Linked DNA regions of Mus musculus: all the other regions are linked to region 2. Evidence: chromatin loops called from intact Hi-C (ENCODE). Cell type or tissue: left cerebral cortex. All regions are shown on one strand.

Region 1 (8,000 bases), 82 kb before region 2:
AGGCCTTGCACCCTGTGCTCCCTCTGCCTCAGTGTGACCCCACCTCTGCCTCAACCCCTACAGGCTTGCCCACTGTCCACCCATCTGCTCAGTGGTGCTGGTGGCTCCCTAGCACTGGGGTCCCCTTGGATCTGCCTTTTTGAAGAGCTTCCCACAAGGCGTGGCCTGACATCATTGCTGCTGCATAATCAATGATGTAGCCACTAATCAATGAAAGGTTGCAAGCACATCCCACCTACAGCTGGGAACCAGGCCTGATACAAAATTGTAAACTTACCTAAAACTTTGAGGTTTCTTGGGGTGGGGGGGGGGGGCGTGATTTTAAAAAATGACTTTTTTGGCCTGTTTTCTGAGCATGAACTTGGTGATGCTGTTGTGTTATAATGGAAAAGGGTTGAACAAATCTGGAATAAGCAAATTGGATTTATATAAAGGCAGAGTAAGGAGGCTAAGACCTGTGGGCTCAGAACTGGGACTATTTCAGATACGAGGAGGGCAGGACAAGGTAAGATGGACACACAGAGTCGCAGTGAGGAGTGGTAGGGCTGGACTGTCCTTCAGGGATGGGTTGCTGAGAGCTCTGAAGGTAGGAGGTGCTTTAAATATTTACCCATGGACTCTGTCCCACCAGAACTTGAAAGGGCTGGCTGTGCCAAGTGCGATCATTAATTGCAGGATTGGAGAAACATGGCGGCTCTGGGAAAGGCCCAGGAAATAATAACTGTCATTGGTTGGGGGGCTGGAGCTCAGGGCAGCAGCCGTTTATCAAGCAGTGTGAACGTGGCTCACTATATTTAACTGTGACATGGTAAGGTGTGTGCACCCGTGGGATGTCTGTGCTTGTGACTCGGCACTGACCCAGGCTCAGATTGACCCGTGAGTGGCTGAGCGCAGTAATCAGAGAGACAAACCTCACCTTTGTCTGCTTCACGCTCGAGAGCTCCTGTTTATCTCCCTTCTTGAAAAGATGCTATGTCCCAGAGCAGTAGAGAGGCCCTTAGCGCCCTAACTTATGAAATGCTGGGTGTCTCTATTCTGGCCCAACCAGTCCCTTCCACCAGCAAGCATTCCAGGCCCCACCCAGAAGCAGCTCAGAGCCTTCTCTGTGGCCTCCGGGTCTGAGACTGTCTTCTTTGTGAATCAGTCTTTGCCGATCGATAGTAGTGAAGTTGAAAGGAATTCCAGTAATGCCAGGAGCATGAATCTAGACTTGCAAAGCTGCATTCAGGGCCAAAGAAAGCACAGGGTTGTCTATGGTACATGATGGCTGTTGCTCTGATCTCTGTAATTAGACATGTCCTTTGTGCAACCCACTGCAAAGAGGCTCCAAGGCTGTGTGAGAAAGAAGCCTTCCTCCTGCAGAGGGCACAGTGGTTCAAGCCTTCCTCCTGCAGAGGGCGCCGTGATTCACGGGGAGCCACTGAGAAGGGGCAAGAGTCCTTCCTGCAGGAACAGAGGAGAAGCCCAACACTATTCTGACATAGCAGCATGAGTTTGGCTGTGTGGGGAGTCCGGTTCAGCCCATGCTATGAGATCTGAGGTTAGGAGGCTGTCTTAGCAGGAATGGGACATTCTAATACAGACTCTCCCAGGACATCATCAGGGGAAATCTGGCGACCTCAGTGAGGGAGACGTAGGCCCTAGGACAGACTGGCAGCAGGAGAGGTGGGCAAGACTAAGTTACAGAAGTGCAATAATTAAGATGGGACACAGAATGCTGCCAGGGGCTTGTTGCTAGTGCTGAAAACGGGTCTTCCCCATGACCTTTATGGTGCATATCCCCACTTGGATTGTACAGGATAGGACGTCTGCAACTGTGCGAGGAAAGGGAGAAGGGACTGACCTTCAGGACTCCCTTGCAAGGGTTCTTTCAAACACAGTGGCTAGAGAGATGGCTCAGCAGTTAAGAGTGAACACTGCTCTTCCAGGGGATCCAGTTCAGTTCTCTCCCAAACAGAAAGACAGCCGGAAGCCACGCAGCCCCAGGGAAAGGGTCCCCATGTGCTAGAGAAGCCATGTGGGTAGCGGAAACCGGGATGTGCAAGTCTTGTCTTCACACCTGGAGAATATCCGGAGAGAGGCAACACCTCACAGGTGAGAAAAGAGGTTCAAGGCTCTGAGTTCATCTTTCTGACCCTCACGGGGCAAAAACAACCATAAAACTGCAAAAATAACACTTGCGGGGTAGCCGGCCGAGAGGCTGTGCTCTGCACGCGTACGGCAAATGTCTTGATTCTTAACCCTCCAGGGAGACTCAGTTCTTGACTTGTGGAGGTCCTGCATCAAAGGTTGAGAAGTGTATTATGTGGCTGGTGATGGAGGCTTCCTTCCTGACTGATGCAGTCTCCAGAGTGGGGTGGGGCAGGGGCGTGTGAATGCTCTTAAGTCTGTATACCCATGAGACATTTGTGGAACAAGAGTAGTGTCTTCCTGGGGTCCTCTGAGGAGAACATTTCCTAAGCATTACCTCATCCCAACTCCCGGAGAACTGACAGGATGCCTAAGATTTGCCTCCATGCCATTGTTCTAGGCCTGGCATCCCCTCTACATCCCCACTAAAGGGTCGCTCTCCACAAGGATATTTACAAGGCATCTCTGAACACACTCAGACTGGAAGGTGTCACTCCTCTTTCCTGGCAGTGAAACCCATTCATTTCCCATCCTCCCTGACAGTTCTGTCTCAGATAATAACTCCCCTCTTTTACCAAGAGAGAGAACCGGGTGGGTGAGATGGTTCAGTGGGTCAAGGTGCTTGCTGCCAAAGCTAAAAGCTTGAGTTTGAACTCCCAGGACCTCCATGGTAGGAGAAGAGTACCACCTCTGAAAAGTTATCCTCTGACCTATACAGCCATGCCACCGCACACCTAAATGAATAAATAAGTCAATAAAACAAATAATTAAATAATTGTAGTTTGGCATTTTTTCAAAAGAGGGAGCCTGACGTAGCAGTACTCTCTTGTAATCTCTCCAGTTGATAGCTGTGTGACTTCATACAAACTTTCTGTGCCTCAGTTTCCTCACCTGTAGAATGGGGACAATAATACTTAGCTCATAGAAATGCTTTGAAATTTAAAGACTTAAAAACTGTGCAAAGGGTTTTGAATTTTATTCGGCTAACAGTGGGTGTCAGCTTGTTCTACTCAAAACACTCAGGACAATCTATCCCACCCGTCCTTTGATTCTTCTTCCCTTATTTACACACCCAAATTCACCAGCAATTTCCATTCTTCCGATTCGAACCTCACCTGACTCTACGACTTTCGCGCGCGCGCGCGCGCGCGTGTGTGTGTGTGTGTGTGTGTGTGTATGTGTGCGCGCGCGCGCACGCGCACGCGTTGTATGTGTTCATTTGTTTGCACGTGTATGCATGAGCACGTGAGAGGTCAGAGGTTGGGGGAAGAGCTTGGATCACTGGGGTGTACTCTTAAGGAGACCCAAGGTCCCCAGCTTTTGCCATGAGATGCCATGCTGCTTTACCACGGCCTCAGGACGCAGCCCCACCTCTGAGGGCCCAAACCTCTGAAACAGCAGAATGAGTCTTCCCGAGGCTCCCACCCACTGCAGAACTGGATACCAGGTGGAGTGGCGATCTAGGCCGGCTCTCCTCGCTGAGTGCCACTCTGGCCGCCAGGTGGCGCTGCAGCACACTGGGGTGTTGCAGAGATGCACTTGTGGCTGCCTGAGTTCCGGTGCCAGCTGGCAGCATCCTCCGCCTAGGAGAGGATTCCCTTCTTTTCACTGTTCCCGTAGGTAGGCAAAGTTAGCAACGTAGAATAACCCTTCTCTTCTTGAAGGCTGAAAAAGAAAAGCCAGGAGCCCTTGGCATGGCCACCCTTGCAGGAGGCAGGTGTGGATGAGTCGCTTCCACTCAATGGGCATCCAGGACTAGAGTAAAGGGCAAGGACGGCTTGGAGACTAATCGCTGCCTGTGTGTAATGTTTAACCCAGAGCCGCAAGCTTCCATGTAGTAATAGTAATAGTCCTGAAGACGTCCAACTCTACCCTGGGCTGCCAGTGAACTGGCCTAGGACATGGGAAGTAGTGAGAATTTGAAGTCCATTGACATAAGTGTCACTAGCTGTACTATTGGCATTACCGCCACTGCCGTTTCTTTTCCCTGGAGGCAAGGGGAAGGCGTTTCAGGAATAACATTGGTTTATTCCTAGCATAAGAACCAGAGGAATGATAGTGCTGTGTGTTCTGGGCCACTTTTTTTTTGGTTTTTCTAGACAGGATTTCTCTGTATAGTCCTGGCTGATCCTGGAACTCACTCTGTAGACCAGGCTGGCCTCGAACTCAGAAATCCACCTGCCTCTGCCTCCTGAGTGCTGGGATTAAAGGCGTGCGCCACCACGCCCGGCTCTGGGCCACTATTCTAATGTGTTGTGTCCTGAAGTATGCCCTGGGAGAATGCCAGGATCAAGGCATGCATGCAGTTCCGATATCGCCCACGAGGTGGCGCAGGCCCCTGCGCTCTGTCCTGGGATTACAGAATTGATTTTAGCTAGGCTGGGCCAGTGAGTTAAATCGAGCACTAGACAGGCGTTTGGGGTCGTAGGCAAGTGAAGAGCTGTCTCCGCCCCCCCCCCCCCCCTTGGATTTGAGTCTCACAGAACAGTCACGGAGACCATTAGTTTTCCCAGGCCTCAGATGGACCAGAAGTGGGTTCAGGAGGGTGATGGGGTGAGATGACACAGTGGATCTGTAGTCAAAGCTAGACCTTAGGGTCAACTTTTGCTTTGATCTCTTGGCTGTATACCGCTTACTTCCAGAGCACCATCTCTGGGTTCTGACGCTTCTGGATCCATTTATAGCCTTTTTGTCCCCTTCCTGAGCCCTGGCAGTTTCCCCTCCTCCCCCTCCTCCCCCTCCTCCCCTTCCTCCTCCTCCTCCTCGCCCTCTTCCCCCTCCTCCCCTGCTTGGCCTCTCTGGTCAAGTGAGTGAGCCCGTCAGAAAACAGTATCCTTATTAGTGTTGAGACCTCCAACACCAGACAAATCCTGCTGTAAGGAAATCCCCGCTCCCTCCCATTCTCAGAACCTGTGTCCTGGGACTTCAATTCTTTTTCTTAAGCGCAGTTTTGCTCTGAGCCAGAGGTGTCTCCTCCAGTTCTCTGAGCCTCAGAAATCCCAGACCTCAGGGCTGTCAATCACTATTTCTTTATTCAGCATACCTTTTGAGGAATCAGAATAGATTCCTCCACCCCAACCCCGTTGGGTAGCGGTGATGGAAGCTAGGGTCTTCTACATGCTGGATAAGCTACAGTCAGCTACAGCCTCAGGCCTTGACTAATAAAGATTGATTTATTTAATGTATGTGAGTACACTGTCACTGTCTTTAGACAACCAGATGAGGGCTTTGGATCCCAATATAGATGGCTGTGAGCCACCATGTGGTTGCTGGGAATTGAACTCAGGACCTCTGAGAAAGTAGCCACTGCTCTTAACCACTGAGCCATCCCTCCAGCCTGCGATTTTTTTTTTTTTTAATTAGAAAATGCCTCAATATCTTTATCTATGGGTAAAAGTTTACAGTCACTTGTCTGGGTACTTTTCTCTCGCAGCGTGCTCTTCCTTATAGAATAGAAGGTTGGCTGATGAGCCAAGACTTCCAGTCTGGGGGTTTTATTTTTTGCATGATGAAAGCAATGTGGTATCATGGCCCTGCTAGCACAAGGAGTGATCTCTGGGGAAATGAGTCACCAGCACCTCCCTCCGGGTGGCTGTCCTCCCCCACCCTGGGGACGGGATGCACTGTACAGGAGGGAATCTTTGCAAGGCATTAACAATCTGGAGACAGAATGCAGCAACCAGGCCAGCCTGGCCTGTTGTTTTCACGCTTTGAGGGAGAAGTGAGAAATGCAAACCGGTCTCTTCACCTTCCCCGCAAATACAGGGCAGCCTTGCGCTAAGTCTCCTCTGATTTCATCTCCCTGGACACAAGCTGCCCAGTCGCACAGAGTCAAATCCAAACAAAAGATGACCGTCCATGCAGCTCCTCGAGGACCGGGGTTCTCTGAGTACATCGAAAGCAAGGGGGTGGGGGTGGGAGGTGGAGGGGAGGGGGTTGGGGGTGGGGAGGGGCCACGCCCAAGTTCTCACTGTGTCTAGAGACCCCTGGTCACACAGGCGAGGTACAGTTCAATCATACCCCAAAATTGGTTTTAAAGTTAAATTAGGTGTTGGGGCTTCAGGAGAGAGAGAGAGAGAGAGAGAGAGAGAGAGAGAGAGAGAGAACGAGCGAGAGCGCACGGCTGTCTCTGGTTTAAGGGCGCTCAGCTTGCTAAGGCTGCAGAAACTACAGAGAATATGTTTCCTGGCTCCCTCCCAGGCCACGGTCTCCTCAGGCCCCACCACAGGACCACACCTCCCTGCACTGACATACTGCTAGGTGCCAGCCACATACCCAATGCTTTAGTTCCCACAACTATCCCAGAGTTCTTGTCTGCAGATGAAGGCCAGGCCAAAGGATGCTTCTATTTGTCACCTCCATCAGATTAGTCTGTAGGCAAGCCTGTGGGGGCATTTTCTTTTCTCTTTTCTTTTCTTTTCTTTTCTTTAAAGATTTATTTTATTTAATTTATGAGTACATTGCAGCTGTCTTCAGACACACCAGAAGAGGGCATCAGATCCCATTACAAATGGTTGTGAGCCACCATGTGGTTGCTGGGATTTGAACTCAGGACCTCTGGAAGTGTTCTTAACTGCTGTGCCATCTCTCCAGCCCAGGCATTTTCTTGATTAATGATTGATGTGGGGTAGCCCAGCCCCTCTCGGGGTGGTGCCCCTCCCTGAACAGGTGGTCCTGGGTTGTATAATAAAGCAGGCCGAGGAAGCCATGGGGAACAAGGCAACGGGCAGCATTCTTCCATGACTTCTGCTTCAGTTCCTGCCTCTGGTTCTGCCCTGATTTCTCTTGGTGATGGACTGTGACAGGGACGTGTTAGCCAAATAAACATTGTGCTCCACAAGTTGGCTTAGGTCTGTGTTTTATCATAACAACAGAGAACCAAACGAGGACAAAGGCTGGCAGACTGGCTCCAAGTCACAGTGTCACACTAACTGTGCTGTCCTTCACCTGGGTGTCCTGGGTATCTGGGACATCAAGCATGATGGTGGGTAAATGTGTAAACAGTGGAAGAGCCTGTCTAACTGCAGTGACTCACGGTCCACACCCTCGCTGGTCCATCATAACCTTCAAAGCTGAAAAGCCAGGGCAGGGCTGGGGTGTAGCTCAGTGACAGAGCATTTGTTTGACATGGGCCAAGCCCTCAGTTTAATCCCAGCACAGAGAGAAAAGAAAAGACCAGGACACCCAAGAACTGCTGTGTCCCCACCCCGCCTGCATCCCTTCTGAAGCTGTTTAAGCTGCTTACCATTCGTACCCTTCACCAAAGAATAAACTCCACAGTCATGAGCATAAACAGCGCCGTTCTGTCTTGTGGTCTAGAATGCAGGATAGACAAGCAACTAAGGACAGCCACAGGGCACCTCAGAATTTATTTTCTAAATCATGGAGAAAGAATCTCAGGTTGGTATTGTAGAGACAGAGACAGAGAACTCAAACATGCCCACTCTGTCGTGCCCTCTCATGACGGTGGCAGATGAGCAAGGGAGAAGCTCTGAGCCAAGTCTGCAAGAGAAAGTGGGGAACGAGAGCGAGAGCCTGTGCTGTGTAGAAAAATCCGAGGCAACTTGTTTCCTGGACAATGCTTTCCAAAACAGCCATAGGCCTTGACCACGGTGGAACAGTTCTAAACAGCATCCTAGAAACTGGGGCCGGAGAGATGGCAGTGGGTAAGGGGACTTGCTGCTCTTGTGGAAGATCAGGATTTGGTCCCTAACATCCGCATGGTGGTTCAAAACTGCCTGTAATCCCAGTCTTAGGAGGTCTGACTCCCTCTTCTGGTCTCCAGACATTTATTCCGAATACTTAACACGCAGGCAAAACACTCATACCCATAGAAATAAAAACTGAAAATTCATCTTTTTTTTTAAAAA
Region 2 (8,000 bases):
AAATGTATGTGTGTGTATACCCACCTACATATGTATCTATATCTATCTATGTATGTATGTATGTATGTATGTATGTATGTATGTATGTATCTATCTATCTATGAATTTGTGTGTGTGTGTAACCACATACACATGTATTTACCTTTACACTAATTCAATATCTATGTCTACTCAAAGCTCTGCGTTTGCACCAGCTCTTGGACCACACAGTCTAGCAACACAGTCTATTGTCTGAATTGTAATTTCCTCCAGACAGCAAGAAGCGTGATGCCCCCCCCCCCATCACCCTCCGGGCATTTACTTATTTGACTAACAATCTTTACACGACCTCAGGCCCCAGCTGCAATTGCCAAGAGCTTGCTGGCTTACCACAGGGCTCCAAATTGGCAAGTCCCTCCTTACAATGGGAAGGGAGCTGTGAATGAACAATGACTCACAGTGATCACCGTGCACCCTGGGAGTGAATTCTACCCGCTCCTGCTGCTGTCTGGACTGAGACCTGGTGGCGACATGGAGTTTGCTTTCCCTGTTGTTGCCTAGCAGAGTGGGTGTGGTCTTCTCTGCCATAGCAGTGAGTGACCTCTTTAAACATGATTTAAAAAAAAAAATTTTTTTTTTCTCCTTTTTACACTTTACCCATGAGACCGAAAAGAACTAGCTGGATTCATTTGAAGACGTGTGGTATACCAGGTTTCCCTCAGGAAGGGTGTGTTATAAATTTTATATAGTTGTTAAGGCCCCAGCTGGAGGTCAGAGGTCAGCTGATCCCTCCCCACAGCTGCCAGATGGTTGGCTCTTCTGGCACATTCTCAGGGCCACAAACTTATTTCCTAGATACCAGTCTTCAAGTCATGCCTGACTCCTCTGTCCTTCACTCCCCCCCTCCCTCCCTGCTGCAAACTTGGAAGCATCAAGGTCCCAGGGCGCCACAGCTGTTCCTCGGGTTCTCCTTGACTTGTTCACTGTGGCTGTGGGGACGGGGGTCTCACAAGGTCCTCACTGTTCTTCAGGGCAAGGGAAACCCTTCTCTGAATGCTGAATCCTCCCAACTCGTTTCAGGGTTGCTTACAGGATTCTTAAAAACCAGACAATTAAGCACTCCATGTTTACCAAGGGCAGTTGGAAATCCAGTTTCTAAAATCACTGTCAACTCTCCCACACTTTCTATTGTCAGGGAAACTAATGAAGCCCCCAGACTTTCATCTCAGAATTGACTTTTGGAGATCCACAGATTGCTGCCTGGCAACACAACACATTGCTGTGCATCGCTTTTTTATTTACAGCCAAGGCTGGAGTAAAGGAGCAGATGGTGAGAAATCGGATTTAAAGGAGGGACAGATGCGCCCACACGGGAGCTGGGTAAATCTCTTGGCTACCGGCGTGCACACAGACGTGAAGCCTAACTACCTCCACAGTTGCATCCCGCTTTACCGTTGCTCTTAGCTTGTTTGGATCTTGTCTGCGAAGATGGTTTAATATATCCCATTACAAGCAGTTTCTCTCATCCCACCCCACTAGGGACTGTGTTTTATAGAAAGTAGCTTCTTGGTCATCTGTATGATCACAGATCTAAAATTTCACGGACACTTAAGCCGTTAGCCTGCTTGTCTGGAGGAGACAGCTTTACATCTCTGTGATCTTAGAAACATTTACAAGGAGCTCCACACATTCATAACTATGTACATAAGCCCCCTTTCTGCCCACCCCCTCTTTCTTTCTCTCTCTCTTTTTTCCTGTGAAGGCAAAAACAACTTTCAGTTGCTGACCCACAGGGTAGAAAATAGCTGTTGTGAATGCAAATGTCGACACTCCCCCAGGCTTACCCCGCCCTCCTAGAGGGAAGTAGAAGTTACACACTTCAGCTATAATTTACTACGCTTGCTCCCTTGGGAGGAGAAAGAGGAAGGATACATGCTTGCTACTCCAGCCACATACAGTCGCAGGAGGCCCAGTTGTTCAATGCTGGAGTAAGTCATGGACAGCTTTATTCCAAAATGGCCCCCCCATATATTTATATATATATATATATATATATATAAGCACAGCTGGGTATGCAGGCTCATTCCTAACATCTCAGCACTCAGAAGCCCAAACTGGGAGGATTACCAAGAGTTGGAAGCCAACCCTGCATCAAAAAAAAGAAAATTATGGCAACTCTGTGGCCTTCACTTTTCTACACCATTGCACCGTGTCAAGAAATGGCACCATTTTCAAAAGTTAGCAGCAGCAGGTCCTGTGGAAGTCACTTTCAAATTAATGTTGACTGAAAGATGGAATTGTTTAAGCAGAACGGTCACATGTTACAAAAGGTCCCTCCCTTACAAAGTAGTCATGAATTTAAAAACTCAGAGCCAGGCGTGGTGGCGTATGACTTTAATCCCAGCACTCGGGAGGCAGAGGCAGGCAGATTTCTGAGTTCGAGCCCAGCCTGGTCTACAAAGTGAGTTCCAGGACAGCCAAGGCTACACAGAGAAACCCTGTCTCAAAACCACCACCAACAACAACAAAAACAAAACAAAAAAAAAAAAAAAAAACCAAAAACCTCAGAGCATTGCACAGGGTTTGCCATGGAGCACATCTGGGTGCGTTGTCAATGAAGTTGTAACTGGTTCAGCTTTACTCCTTGCTTCTCAGTCTATGTCAGGCCAGTTGTTCTTCTTGGACTGGGGTAGGAGTGGGGTTTCTTTTAGCTGGTACCTAGCTTCTCTCTAATGAAACTGCAAGTTGGCCTCCCAGTTCCTCTTGCTACTCCTGAGGCTGTACCCTAGACCTTCTGGGCAACTCTCACATCTGTAAAATTCTGTGTTCAATGTTTGGACAGGCAAGATTAGGATAAGGGGCCCATAGCTTGCTGATACCCTCTTATCTCCCAGGGCATTTAGATTCTGGCTTATATCCTTACCGTAACTGCAGCAATGGGCACAGAGATTTCTTGCTCCTGGCAGACAAAGGCTAAGCCAGCCATGGGATGCCTAACAACAATTTTCCACTCTGTTAACTGAGTCATAGTCTTTTACCTCGCCTAACTTCTGAGCCAGCCATGAATGCTAAACTCCTACCTCCATCCTACTGCAGTGAATCAGAGAGGATGTTCTACCAAGAAATCCCAGAATAACCCACGAGGCATACCTTTTTCACAAGCTACATCCTTGGACACAGGGTTGACTCAAGGTCATTGATGAAAGTCCCAATCGGGGACAAGCACCAAGGCTGTGACTCATCCTACCAGAGTTCTTTAATTCACTTTTGTTGTTTGGGAATCACACTGGTTTCAAGAACGTCATTGTTCTTGCATCTTATATTCCAGGAAACATTGACTGATTCAGATGCCGGCTCTGACCAACATCAGTCACCAGCCTACAGCACCAACCATGTGTTTGCCTTGTTCACGTTCTTGTCTTTGCCTGACACAAATTCCTGTTTCAGTGGATATAAACTTTGAGAAAAGAATCCCACTTGGGTCATTTTAGTGCAGTTCCTTGGGGTCTCCCTAGCCTCTACCATTTAGATTCATAAGATCCAGGGTGGGGCATGGAAATGCATGGCTTCAGAGGCGAACCTAATTAGAAGAACAAGGGCCCTAAATAATAGCTTTTGTCTCCTTGTCTTTCACCTGAAATAAGCCTCTTTCCCATCTGTTTTACCACCAATATGCTAGTGACTTCCACCTGTATATTTTTATTGCCCTAACTATTGCCCTCTAGAACGGTAGGCCAACAGTACCCTCTCCTTCACAAAGCCAGTCCTGTAGATTTGCTAAGTGGGTCAAACACTGAAGATATAACAATTAATAAAACTGATGGGTCTCAACTAGCACTTCAGGTGTAAAACATAGCACATCTAGGCCTATAATCCCCTAAACATGAGTTCTCAACATGGGCCAGCAGCCCCCAGTGATAGATAGTGATAGGTGGTGGGCTGCACACAACCTGGTCTCCAATTGAGCAAAGGTCTGGAACTCCGGTGACCCCATGGGTGGTGATTTTCACCTACATGTCTCCTGGGCCCCTAGCTCCTGTTGAAGTTACCGTCCCCACAGCCCTCCACCCCCACAAGAGAGGTGTGTCATGTAGGAGCAGCACCAAGCCTTCCCGCATGCAAATAAGGTTTCCCCCAAACTCTCAGTCCAAGCCAATGAGAGGTACCTGCTGTCAAACCCTGAATCACCCCCAAAACTGTATATAAATCCATCCAGGGAATTAAAGGTGCGTGAGAACTACTCCTTCATCTGAGTCTTTTGTCCTAAGAGCTGTTTGTAACACTTGGAAAGAGATCTGCTCTCCCGTAGCACCGCCTGAGGTCCCGCCACACTCTTCACTGCCTACTCGGCCTCTCAGCCCAGCCCCACCCGACTCAGTGCAGAGCGGGCGGAGTTGGAGTTACCGAGTGACCTGGAAGGCATGGCAGAGACAAAGGCTCCCTGCCCACACTCGCTTCCCTTCACCGGAACCCTCACACCAGGCCTGGCCAGAGATCTCCGTAGAAAGCCTCTGGTACTCAGGCCCCCAACAGCCCATCTTACCTGTGGTTAGCACTCATTCTTAGGAAGCACTTGTCTAAATGGTGTCAAAATATAGTCTTCTGCTCTGTCTGTTGACAGGCCTGGGGTTCCTCCTCTAGAATGGTTAAGTTAAATGTACTTCCAACTGAACACACTTCGAATAGCAGCCAGTCCACACAGTCTGCATCCTTCTGCCTGTTTCCTCCTTGTCTCTCTCTTTCTCTTCTCCTTCCACTGCAAGCACAGGTCAGAGCTGCTCCCTTCTGTTCCCAGCGTGCATGCATGTGCATATGTGTGTGTACATGCACATGTGTGAATGGATATGAGTGTGTATGAATATGTGTGCATGTAAGTGTGTGCATGTATGTGTGTGGGAATGTGTGTATAAATGTGTGTGCATATGTGCATGAACACATGTGAGTGTGTGTGCTTGTACACGTGTTCATGTGTGTGTGCCTGCACATGTATATGTGCATGTGTGTGGTGTCCATCACTAGTTTCATTTATAGCCCCTTACCCCTACTTTTTATCTTCTCTTGGCCTTATGTTAATGTTTTGACTCTTTGAGACTTTTTATTTGTATGCTTTTTTACTTTTTTTTTGCCCTCGTGCCATGTCTGCCCCTCCTCAATCTGTGTCTATGTATGTTTGTATATTGCTATGTGTGCCATGACATACCCATGGAAATCAGAATATTTTTCCCCTGCTTCTATGATGTGGGTTCTGATGACTCAGCAGCGAGCTTCCTTTCCCACTGAGTGAGTCGTGGTCCCAGCCCTCTGTGCCTGGTTTTTGAACTAGGCTATTACCACTTTGGACAAACTGGAATCAGATAGGTGATGGTGAAGAGATAGTATGAAGGATGCATTAAGTCTGCTTTCTCTTTTGGGGTCTGTTTTGTCTTTGGCAGGGTCTATTATCTCTTTAAATCTAGATGAATAAGTACTAGGCAGAAACTGGGTGGTTCAGGGGAATCCACTCATGTAAATCTTTTGTGATTACTAAAACAGATGATAGCGGGGCATCAAGCCTTTGTACAGAGAGAGAACAAGAGGGGGATTGGACATGGGGGACCAACAGATGTTTCTATGTCCCTGACTTCCAGAATCAGCACTATCCAATTTTAGTGTATTCTAACAGCTACCAAGTAGATCAATGAAGTGGATAGTTTTCAAAGCAGAGTAACCCTGCTCCCTTCTCATAGCTAGCTTGTTAATATTGTTCAGATATATAAGTCTGACACATTGTGCAGCATAATTAGCAAGTGCTTTGCTGGTGAAGCCGTGGCCTGGTTTCCTCGAGACATCTGTTTTCCAAAAGAGTTCTCTCTCTCTCTCTCTCTCTCACACACACACACACACACACACACACACACACACACAGATTAACAGTCACTATTCAATGGCTGCCAAGTAGCATACTTGACCTTCACTTAAATTAGAATCTTGAAGGAATGGCAAATGATTCTGTAGTAAAAGTTGTGTCAGGCACTGCATGAGACATGCATACCCTAAGAAAATACTGTTTACCTGTTCAGCCTGTCTGACACCCGTCTTCCTTCCTTTCTCTCTCCCCTATGTCCCTTCTTTCTTTCCATTTTTTTTTGTTTGTTTGTGTGTGTGTGTAAATGTGTTTGGGGGCGGAGCAGGGCAGGGGAGAGGTTATATAAAGCTCCATGGTATTCACAAAGAGGTCAAAGGGCAGCCTCAAGTATAAACCTTCACTTTCCGGCCTGTTTGAGAGAGGGTCTCTTTGGCTGTTTATTGTCTAGTCCAGCCTAGTTGGCCCAAAAGCTTCCGGTCTCCTCCCATAGCTCAAGTGTCTACTGTACCCAGGTTATGGGGCCTCTGAGGATTCAACGCAGATCTTCATGCTTCTGAGGCAAGCACATTACCCACCAAGCCACCCCACAGCCCCATCACGTCAGCTCCTCTTCCCTTTTCTCTCTTCCTTTCTTCCTTCTTCTCTGTTCACTCCCTCCTTTCCCCATCTCTCACCTCCCTGCCCCCGCCCCTCTTTCCCCTCACCCACTCTTCTAAACCAACACCCACCTGACTGCTCCTGGTCTTCTACTGACCCCCTTTCCCGCCTCTCCATACACCTTCCTTCCATCCCTTCCCCCTTTGCTTCTTTCCCTCCCTCCCTCCTTCATCCCCTCCCTCCTTTCTTCCCTCCCTTTACCCCTCCCTCCCTCCCTCTTTTTTTTTCTTCTAAAAAAATATATATACTCAGCCCATTCCTTAAGAATGGTCTCTTAGGGTGGAGGGATTGCTTAGTGATTAAAAGCACTTCCAGAGGACCTGATTTTAGTTCCCAGCAACCACATGGTGGCTCACAACCACCTGTAATGGGATCCAATGCCCTCTTCTGGTGTGTCTGAAGACAGCTGCAGTGTACTCATATACATAAAATAAATAAATAAACAACTCTTTTTGAAAAAGCTAAAAAAAAAAAAAAAGGTCTCCCTAGTGTGAAGTGTGAATGAATGTTCAGTCTCCCCAGGCCTACTGAATAGTCTCACCTCTATTTCAAATTGGTTTTTTATTTCATCCTCATGGGACAACATACAATAGATGTGTTGCTTTTGCTGGTTTCTGCTATGGGGTTTTAAGATGGATGCAGGATACATTGCTCAGGAAAGCTGCTTTAGCAACCTCTGAACCGATGACTAATCGTCCAACAGTTGAAACAGGTGTAACCAGTCCAGCTGTACAAATGACACGAGCGTCACACGGGTGGAGATCTGTGATAGTTAAGACACAGTTCTTGTCAACAGGAAGCAGTGTGCTCCAAGTTATCTGCAGGGATCTGAAGGCATGTGTGTTTAACTTGTTCCAAAGAAAGATTGATTTACTCTTTTACCTTAGTACTGTTATGACCCCACTTTAGCCCATAAGTTCCTGACCCCATCCAAAGCCAAGAGAATAATCCGTAGGATGTCTTCTCTAAAGGCTCTGGGTCATCCCATATATCACGAGGCTTTATCGCTTACTGTCTGAGGAGTACCTAGCTGAGACATGTCTGGCTGGGATCGTCTCTCCTCTGCTACTGAGGCAAGCAAGTTTTATTTGCTTGCCATATGGCTGATCCTCCACCTGCACCCCGACCCTGTCTCGTGTGTGTGTGTGTGTGTGTGTGTGTGTGTGTGTGTGTGTGTGTGTCTATGTATACACTCGCATGTGCTCACAAGTGCTCTGTCTCCAACCCCTCTTTCATCATTACTTGTGGCTTTCAGAGGGAAATCATAAACAGAGGACAAGAAGTCACATGCTTGTTAAGAACAAGCTGTGTCAGTGTCCCTGGTGTGAGGCTTTAACTTGCTGAGTCGTTATTGTTAACATGTTAGACAGACGCAGGCTGCTTCAGTGTGCAGGCATATGCCTTATGTCTCTGGAAATGATAACTATGTGATCAATAAGCTGTTATCTGTGTTTAAAATGTTTTACTAAGAATCATCTATGATATGAATGCATGTACTCAACCTAGATGCTTAGAAATG
Region 3 (8,000 bases), 78 kb after region 2:
GTCTGCCTTGATATGCTAATAGGCACCCCATTTAGCCTTCTGTGCCAGGTTTGAGACGGAACCCTGGGGTGGCCCCTTCGCATAAATTTATACTCTGCATGTCTCTGCATGGATTCTACTTGCTAAGACTCATCTAAGATGTAAGACTTTTCTGTGAATATCCTGACATTTTCTCTTTGGCAGACAAATCTGAAGGAGTTCTAGCAAATGAAATGTGACAGAGAAGTCTTCCTTTGGTGGGAGGTGAAGATGAGAAGTGGAACTTTCTAGAGACTGTTTGTTGAGAGTTTCTTCCCCTAGGCCCTGCTGTTTGTATGTTAGTAGTTACCTTAGAGGGCTGTTAGAACCAATAAAGGACAGTATTCCAGTGTCCAAAACACTTCACTGTTTACGCAGTAAACTGTCTTTTCTTGGTCATAACAAGACCAGGAAGTTGTTCAGGAGTAAGACATCATCAGAGAGCCGGTTCTCAGCGCCCGGTAAAGACAATTTAGAACTTCATCTCAAAAACCACAGCCATCTAATGTGTTTGTAGTACTATCAAATTGAGGCTTAATTTACATTTTCCTAATGACTAACTGATAAACACTTCTGTGTGTGTGAGTGTGTGTGTGTGTGTGTGTGTGTGTGTGTGTGTGTGCGTGCGTGCGTGTGTGCGCGCGCGCGCAAGCGCTCTTGTGTCTGTGTGTTTGTGCAAGTGCATGCATGTGCTTATGTAGTATGTGGAGGCCAGGTAGGTATCTTCCTCACTTTCTTCCCTAATTCTTAAAGACAGGATCTCTCCCTGCCCTGGAACTCATTGACTGGCTGGTGAACTCCAGAAATCTGCTTCTCTCTGCCCTTCCAGTGCTTGTGTTAGCAGCATGCCTGAGGGCTTTTGTGAGGATGTCAGAGATCAGGACTTAGGTCCTCATACTTGTGTGACAAGCCCTTTACCCACTGAACCATCTGCTGAGCTCTAGGAGGAATCCCTCCACTGATTAAGGTGTGTGTGTGTGTGTGTGTGTGTGTGTGTGCGCGCGTGCACACGAGCGTGCATGCTCACGCTATAAATTATATAAGCATAGCAGTTCCTTCCCAAGTATTATTAGTTACCAAAGTATGCAGATCTTCAAGTACTCTATTTTAAATAGTGTAGTAGCTGGGCATGATGGTATAGGCAGACCTATAATCTCAGGTTAAAAAGTAGAGATGAGAAGATTGTAAATTCAAGGTCAGCCTGGCATCATGGGAAGGCTATCAAGAAAAAAAGTTACAGTATTTTCATATAGCCTGTGCAGATCTTCCTAACATCTAGGTTATTTACAATATTTAGCCCAATATAAATGCTATATAAAGTAGTGACAGTGTATTGTTTAGGAAATGATTAAAAATATGCATGTCCAATGCAATTTTTCCTCATATTTTATAGCTGGTTGAATCTGGATCCATAGAAGCCACATATATTTTGCAAACCAGTCACTTCTACCCCTCCTCCTTTCCTTCCTTTTTTTTTGAGATAGGGTTTCATACTTGAGCTTATTATATAGCCAAGACTAGCTCTTGTCTCCCGACCCTGTTTCTTACATACTAGGATTATAGGCATGTGCCAACACACCCAATTTGATAATCTGAAATTGGTGGAAAGCTTTAGCCCAGTGGTAGAGTGCTGGCCTTGCATACCCGATGATACAGGTTCACTCCCAGTACTGCCAAGACACAAACACCCACCCTTAGTTTGTGGGATGCTTAGCACTAGAGAATGTCATGTTCATTTGGCTGGTTAGATACTAGTGGAGTAGATCTCTAGCTTTCTTGTATTGAGGCTTGTGGTTTTCAAGCCTGGTTCTGTGAATGACCAGGAGGGTGTAACACATAATAATTTATCATTTATGCTGAGCAGAGATTTGAACCCAGTCTATTACCCAGCAAAGCACATTCCAGTATGATTTATTAATCTAGAAGTATGTGTCATTTCAGACTTCTTAGAATCATTAACTGTTTGTAAGACTAAAAAGAAAATTATACCGTAATGTTTTGTGTGCCATTATAGTATTTTCAAAGGTGGGGATCTTTCAAGGTGTTTTGGGATAGATCCCTCATAGTATCAAGGGTTTATTATACTTGAAGTTATCATAAAGGTATCCATTTGTTGGAACAACTGACAGTGTTCTTAGTCTCTTTGTCTGTATATTTTAACTTTCTAAGTCAGATTTGCAAGCTTGTCAGCAGTGCATTTATAAGAACTCATCCATACTGGGGGCACAATAAAGTCCAGGGTGACAGACGGTAGTCACCCTTTATATCAGCTTCTCCACACTCAGTCCTCATACTTCAAATTTCTTTCTTGAATTTTGCTTTCTGTTACATTCACACTATTTTCATTGTTCTAATAGAAAGAGGATTTTTGCCTCTCTTCGCCTTTGTTTATACTACTAACTGTATTGTTTGTTCTTGTAATGAACTGCCATCAAGAGAGAGAGACAGACAGACAGAGACAGACAGACAGAGACAGAGACAGAGAAACAGACAATTTATCTCCTGCCACTCTGTCATTTTCACAGCAGTTGAGCATATGAGAAAGGATAAGAAAGATGGTCTGGCTATGAAGAAAGTGCCAAGGATAAGCAAGCAGATGTACAATTAGAACCCACCCATCTCTGGTTAACCCATTATAGATGAGCACACATGAGCTCAGCATTGGGTTGGTGCTCTCGCACGTAAATCTGAGAAATGGAGTTCGCAGGTAAGCTTTTCTCTTTTCTTTCTTTCCCTTCCTTTCATCTTAACACATTTCATCAGTTTGCAGCAAGGTTTCGTAGCTAAGATTCTCCATGGGAGCAGGAGAAGGGTTGAGAAGCATGCTAGGTATAAGGGGCATCAAAACATGGAAAGATCTGGGATTTGAAATATAACCCCAGTTGAGATCTTTAAAATACCTCTACCTTTTCAGTAATATTCATCTCTGTTATTCTTTCCTTTAGCTTCAGGCAAAAATACTTGTCTATCTGTAACTCAGTCCAGAAAAGCCATTCTTGAGTACATTCCGGCTGTATGTTCCTTTTGCTGAACAAGTGACCTATATCGCCACCTATCGGTAAAGCTGTACTTTCTACTAGACATGTAGCTTGCTTAGATAACTGAATTTTTCAAGGTGAAGAGTTTTGTAGTTCAGGAGAATTTAATTTCCTTTTATATTATATATTTGGAAATAGTTTCAAACTAGAAGTGAAATTATAAGAATAGCATACTAGGATTCTCCACAGAAACAACCAAGAAGATAGATAGATACACACACACACACACACACACACACACACACATATGTGTATATATATCCCTTTAGAATAATTGTGTATATATCTTAATAGATTTTTATAGATAATGAAAAGCTCTTTTAATACATTTTGTACATATATGCACAACATGCATACATGTGCACACATTAAGGAGTTAGCCCTGTAGTCAGAGCGACTGAGAAGTCCCAAGGCACATTCACAGTTAGCAAGCTGGAGACCTAGGAGAGCTGATAGTAATCAGCTTTCCTCCCATGCCAGTGTGTTCCCTCATGACCCCACAGCAGCACACTTTGCTAGACATGTAAATCTACTTAGGATTCAATTGGGTTGTTTTCATGCTTTGATTGCTAGTATTATATAAGCATGCTTTAAAAAAACCCTCAAGTACATAGTATTGTGAGTTAAGTGGACTTCTAAGAGCCAGTCTTGAGTACAGAGTCTGACCAGAATGTATAAACTCCCAGCAAAGCTACATAGTAAAACAATGTTTAGAGCACATTTATTTATAGTTAACCTATGTGCATGTTTTGGTATAGTAGAGGCTAGAGTTCTTTTTTAAAATTTATTTCTTTTATTTTTTTGAGATTATAATTGTATTATTTCCCCTTCCTTTTCCTCCCTCCTATATAGCCCTTCTTAATCTTTTCATATTTATGGCTTCTTTTTCTAGTAATAATTGATATATATTTACATAATATTACATATAAATTATACAAATACACAAATGCAAACTGCTCAGTCTATATACTCTTTAAAAGAATATTTTGGTGTTTTAAATTACAAGTATGGGGGCGGGGAGTTGTATTTATGGGCATGTGCCCCATGCTGGTAATGAATTACTGTGCCACCATGCTGGTGATTGGACTAGTGTGCCCCCATGCTGGCGATGGACCAGCGTTCCAAGGTTTTGCCTGAGTACCATGTGCTTCAGCTCAGGTCCTAGAGGGCTACAGGGTAGAAGAAGCACTTTTGCTGTCTTTATCCCCTCCCTTCTAGTTTAATATGCTGACTTAGTTTTGAAAACCTCCTTTCTCAGGCTTCTTAAATGTATGCCTTAAGCATTTAGAAACAAATATGAAGTATAAATAGATGTTTTAACTCAAACAGTCATTTAGTGAGTGAGTAAGGCTTCCTGGAAGGTGGTTTATTTAGTTGTTCTGACATGACACTCTAAACATGTAGTAGATTCACTTAACATTACCAGCGTTTCCCCCTTTTGCTTCTTGGGTGGTGTGTGAATTTGCTAACCCTGTCATTATGCTTGGCTTCAAGCAATGGGAGTTTGCCCAGACCTCGCTCTCTCACAGTTTCAGGGTGTGCTCATGTCCATGAGAACTATCACCATTGTTTGAAATTCTAGCTACTCTCAGATTTAGACTTAAGTATAGCTTATACTTTTTACATTTCATGCCAAGGATGAGCGACCTTTTAGTCTTGAACTGAGAATACATTTTACATATTAGAATACGCTGATAACATGGTTAATTTATAGATACTAAGTATCCTTAGAAGATTTGAAACACTTCAAAGTAGGAAACTTTTAAAGTTATTCAACTGGTGTCATCTGCATAAATATTCCAACATTTGAGGAACTCTGACATTTGAACCATTTCTAGTCCTCAAGCATTAGAGCTGAGGGAGGTTCAGCTGGCACTTAGAAGTCAGTTGTCAACATTAGAGGTTAGCACTCTGAAGGTATGGATGGATCATCGTTAAAGCAGCCGTTTAGAACTGCATAGGTATACAGCATACCGAAGATGTAGTGTTCTTATTAGATATGTAAACTCATCTCTTTTTTCCCTAAGAAAATAATTTGCCCAGTAAAACATACTTGGTTAGACCTGTAACTGAAGCTCCGTATTCCCTGTTTTTACACTGTTTTTACCATTTTATTTGACTCTTAAGCAAGGGGGGCAGTGTGAATTATTCATAGATTCAGGTAGATTACATTTTTTTCTTTTTTTTATGTTATCTGCTAGAGACTGTGTTTTCTGTGTGACCAAGAATTCTGAGTTAGGTGGAGTGATAATGTATGAGGAAGGCTGAAGCCAAAAGGCTAGAGTGTGAACATGTGTGGTGGAGTGTGAACATGTGTGGTGGAGTGTGAACATGCGTGGTGGAGTGTGAACATGCGTGGTTTGTAGAAAAAACATGTAAAGGAGGGCTCTGAAGAGAAGAGGTTTAAGAACATTGATGGGAAAGGACTTGCATGTCAGTTTTGTCTTAAAGACAGCTAACAGCTTCCTAGGATGATTTCCTTACAGAAACCGTTGGTGATTCCCAGTTCCTGTCTCTGCTAGCCTGCATGTCTCTGCTTGACTGTTGAGACCTGTACAGTCCTGCTGCTTCGAGCCTGCCCAGAGCTCATCAGAGAGTCTTCATGTGTGGCAGGCCAGGCTTCTGTGTCGCATCTTTTCTTAATAATGCCTTTTAAATCTGTGTGTTTGTATTGTTTCTACTATTTCATCATGGTTTTGATTTCTTTTTACTCTTCAGCTTGTCTCTCTTTATCATCTTAGAGTCCTACTTTTATAGAAATCACCTGATTCTTGAAACTGAATCACAATACAGTAGTTTCTTTGTTTTTCTTGCTCCTTTCATTCCTAGCCATATTTTAAGTTTGATCAGAGTAGGAACAAACTTTTAGGTTCCCCTTCATCTGTCCTTTTTTTCTCCTTCTCTTCAGGCTGTCCATCTCAACATTGTAAACTTGGTCAAGTTGTTAGCCCTCTTTAAAATGGTTTTGGATAACCATTTGCTGTATTCTTGCCTGGGGAAGCCAGTTTCTTTCTCTCTCTCTCTCTTTCTCTCCCTCTCTCTCCCTCTCTCTCTCTCTCTCTCTCCCTCCCTCCCTCCCTCCCCCTCTGTGTGTGTGTGTCTCTGTTTCTGTCTCTCATTCCTTAGTTGCCTTTAGCAATTGTTTGTGTAGAGCCAAGGCCTCCTGTGTTCCCCTCTCCCCGGCACCTCAGGATGTCTATGTTTGTATTGGTGAGACTTGGAGTGTAGCTTCTGACATTTCCTAGGACACACAATCTCACAAACAACTCCCTGATCCTCTGGCTCTTTCTGCCCCCTCTTCCACAAGTTCCTTGAGCTGGAGTTCTGTTGTAGATGTATCCAATGGGACTGGGCACAACCTCTGCATTTTGATTGGTTGTCGTATTCTGTAATGGTCTCCATTTGTTACAAAGAGAAGTTTCCTTGATGCAAGATGAGGACTAAACCTCTCTGTAGGTATAAGGACAGATTGGTTATCTAATACGAAATGGTCAGCCCTGAAAACATACATGCAAGTTATATTAAACAGACTGAACAGGTTGCATTTATGTATAGTATACATATATCTATATAGTAAAAATAATGTAGAAAGAGGCCATCAGTTTGGAGGAGAGTAAGGAGGGTGTGGAGGGGTAAGGAGAGGAAAGGGAGGTGTGCATTTATATTTTCACAAAATAAATAATTAAAAAAATAGACTCCCTCAGAGGTTGATTGGGTATACTAAGGATAAATTGCATGGCCTCCTGGTAGAAAGTACCCCATAAATGCTAGCCTCATTGTTGTACATTATATTGTTGTAGCCAATGTATAAAATGTATGACCAGACTTTGTATGAAAACAGTTGCTTAGCCTTTCCTTATAAAAGCAGAATATTGTTCACAAAAAGGCTAGTAATAGGAGTTAATTATGAACGTCTAAAACCTTTTGGCAAAGCTCCAAAAATATTAGTAGTCTTAATCATGGTTAAAATAATTATTTCTTCTCTGAAGTTTTCTTCCAGTTGGTGTAAACTTAAACAGGAAATAGTTTTTCATGTGTTTTTACTCTCTGAAGTATTTTGTGGTGCACCAATCCCTTGAAAATGTTTTTTTGTGGTCCCCCACCCCTACCCCTGCCCCAGCTGAGAACAAAACTCAAGGCAAGAGCTCTACCACTGCGCTCTTGCCAGTGACCCCCAACCCCGTTCTCTCTCTTCAAAAATGTTTGTTTGTAGTTGTGTGTGCATGTGTGTGTGTAGTGGGGAGTGGTATGTGTGTGTGAGTGCAGATGATGGACCGTGGCAGCTGTAGGTGGAGGTATGGGCGCTGTTCATGGAGGGTGCTGGGCACCAGTCCTCTCTGCAAGAGCAGCGTGGGCTCCTAACTGCTGAGCCAGCTCCTTAGCTGGGCTAGGTTTCTAAGTTGATGGCTGTTTTCTCTGGGTACTTTGAAGCCCTTACTTTCTGATTGCCGGTGATGAGAAATCTTCAGGGTTTTATTGTTGTTAGAAGTATTTTGCCTTTTAAATCACTTTTAAAAGAATTACTTGTTGGTTTAAAGTAGTACACGAAGAATGCAGTTCTTTTTGTTTGTCCTGCTTAAGGGTGGCCCAGAGTATGAGTCCCTCCCATCTTCTGAGTTCTGGAAACTTCAGCCTGGGTCTTGAGCACTTGCCTTGTTTCATCATCTCTTTTGGATCTGCTCTCAGGGCGTGTAGGGTTTACCCTGATTTTTACTTCTTACATGGTGTCTCCATCTGGACAGTGCTTTGTGTGTTGTTTTCCTGTTTGTTTACCATGAATTCCCTCTTGAGTAGAGTTTGCTATGGTGCTTCTGTAGTGAATATTAATTTTGTTTTAAACTCTATTTCTCTTTATGCCTTCCTTCGTTGAAAGCCACTGATTTTAGTCCGTTCTGCTCTGTAGGGTCTATCTGGTAGTTTTGGTGAGAGGTGAGCAGTCACTGT

The links. Hi-C counts contacts between places; a loop is a spot of excess contacts. Peaks named below come from ENCODE experiments on the same cell type or tissue, not always from the same donor. Only the 100,000 strongest peaks of a DNase experiment are listed, where the experiment ranks them.
Region 1: a loop joins it to region 2, with 2.2 times the contacts of the local background. A loop is called at or near these places in 6 of 42 quality-filtered maps.
Region 3: it touches region 2 in a loop (2.2-fold over the local background); 2 of 42 quality-filtered maps call a loop at or near these places.

Annotation. Positions count from the first base shown.
Region 1 is chr1:157,072,904-157,080,903 of GRCm38, reverse strand. All of the region lies in intron 1 of Gm30568 (a long non-coding RNA gene), which reads left to right. Among named protein-coding and RNA genes, the nearest start is that of Gm30568, 4.7 kb to the left of the region's middle. In left cerebral cortex, CTCF peaks have their summits at 1,390 (motif pointing right), 3,640 (motif pointing right), 4,447 (motif pointing right) and 6,618 (motif pointing right); DNase peaks (open chromatin) are centred at 1,302, 3,662, 4,451 and 5,733; H3K4me3 peaks cover 198 bases.
Region 2 is chr1:156,990,536-156,998,535 of GRCm38, reverse strand. No RefSeq gene overlaps it. Among named protein-coding and RNA genes, the nearest start is that of Gm39685, 4.8 kb to the right of the region's middle. In left cerebral cortex, no CTCF peak of the experiment used is centred here; DNase peaks (open chromatin) are centred at 3,103, 3,278, 5,315, 5,788 and 4 more places.
Region 3 is chr1:156,912,719-156,920,718 of GRCm38, reverse strand. All of the region lies in intron 1 of Ralgps2 (Ral GEF with PH domain and SH3 binding motif 2), which reads left to right. Among named protein-coding and RNA genes, the nearest start is that of 4930439D14Rik, 22 kb to the left of the region's middle. In left cerebral cortex, a CTCF peak has its summit at 3,074; DNase peaks (open chromatin) are centred at 183, 1,673 and 3,052.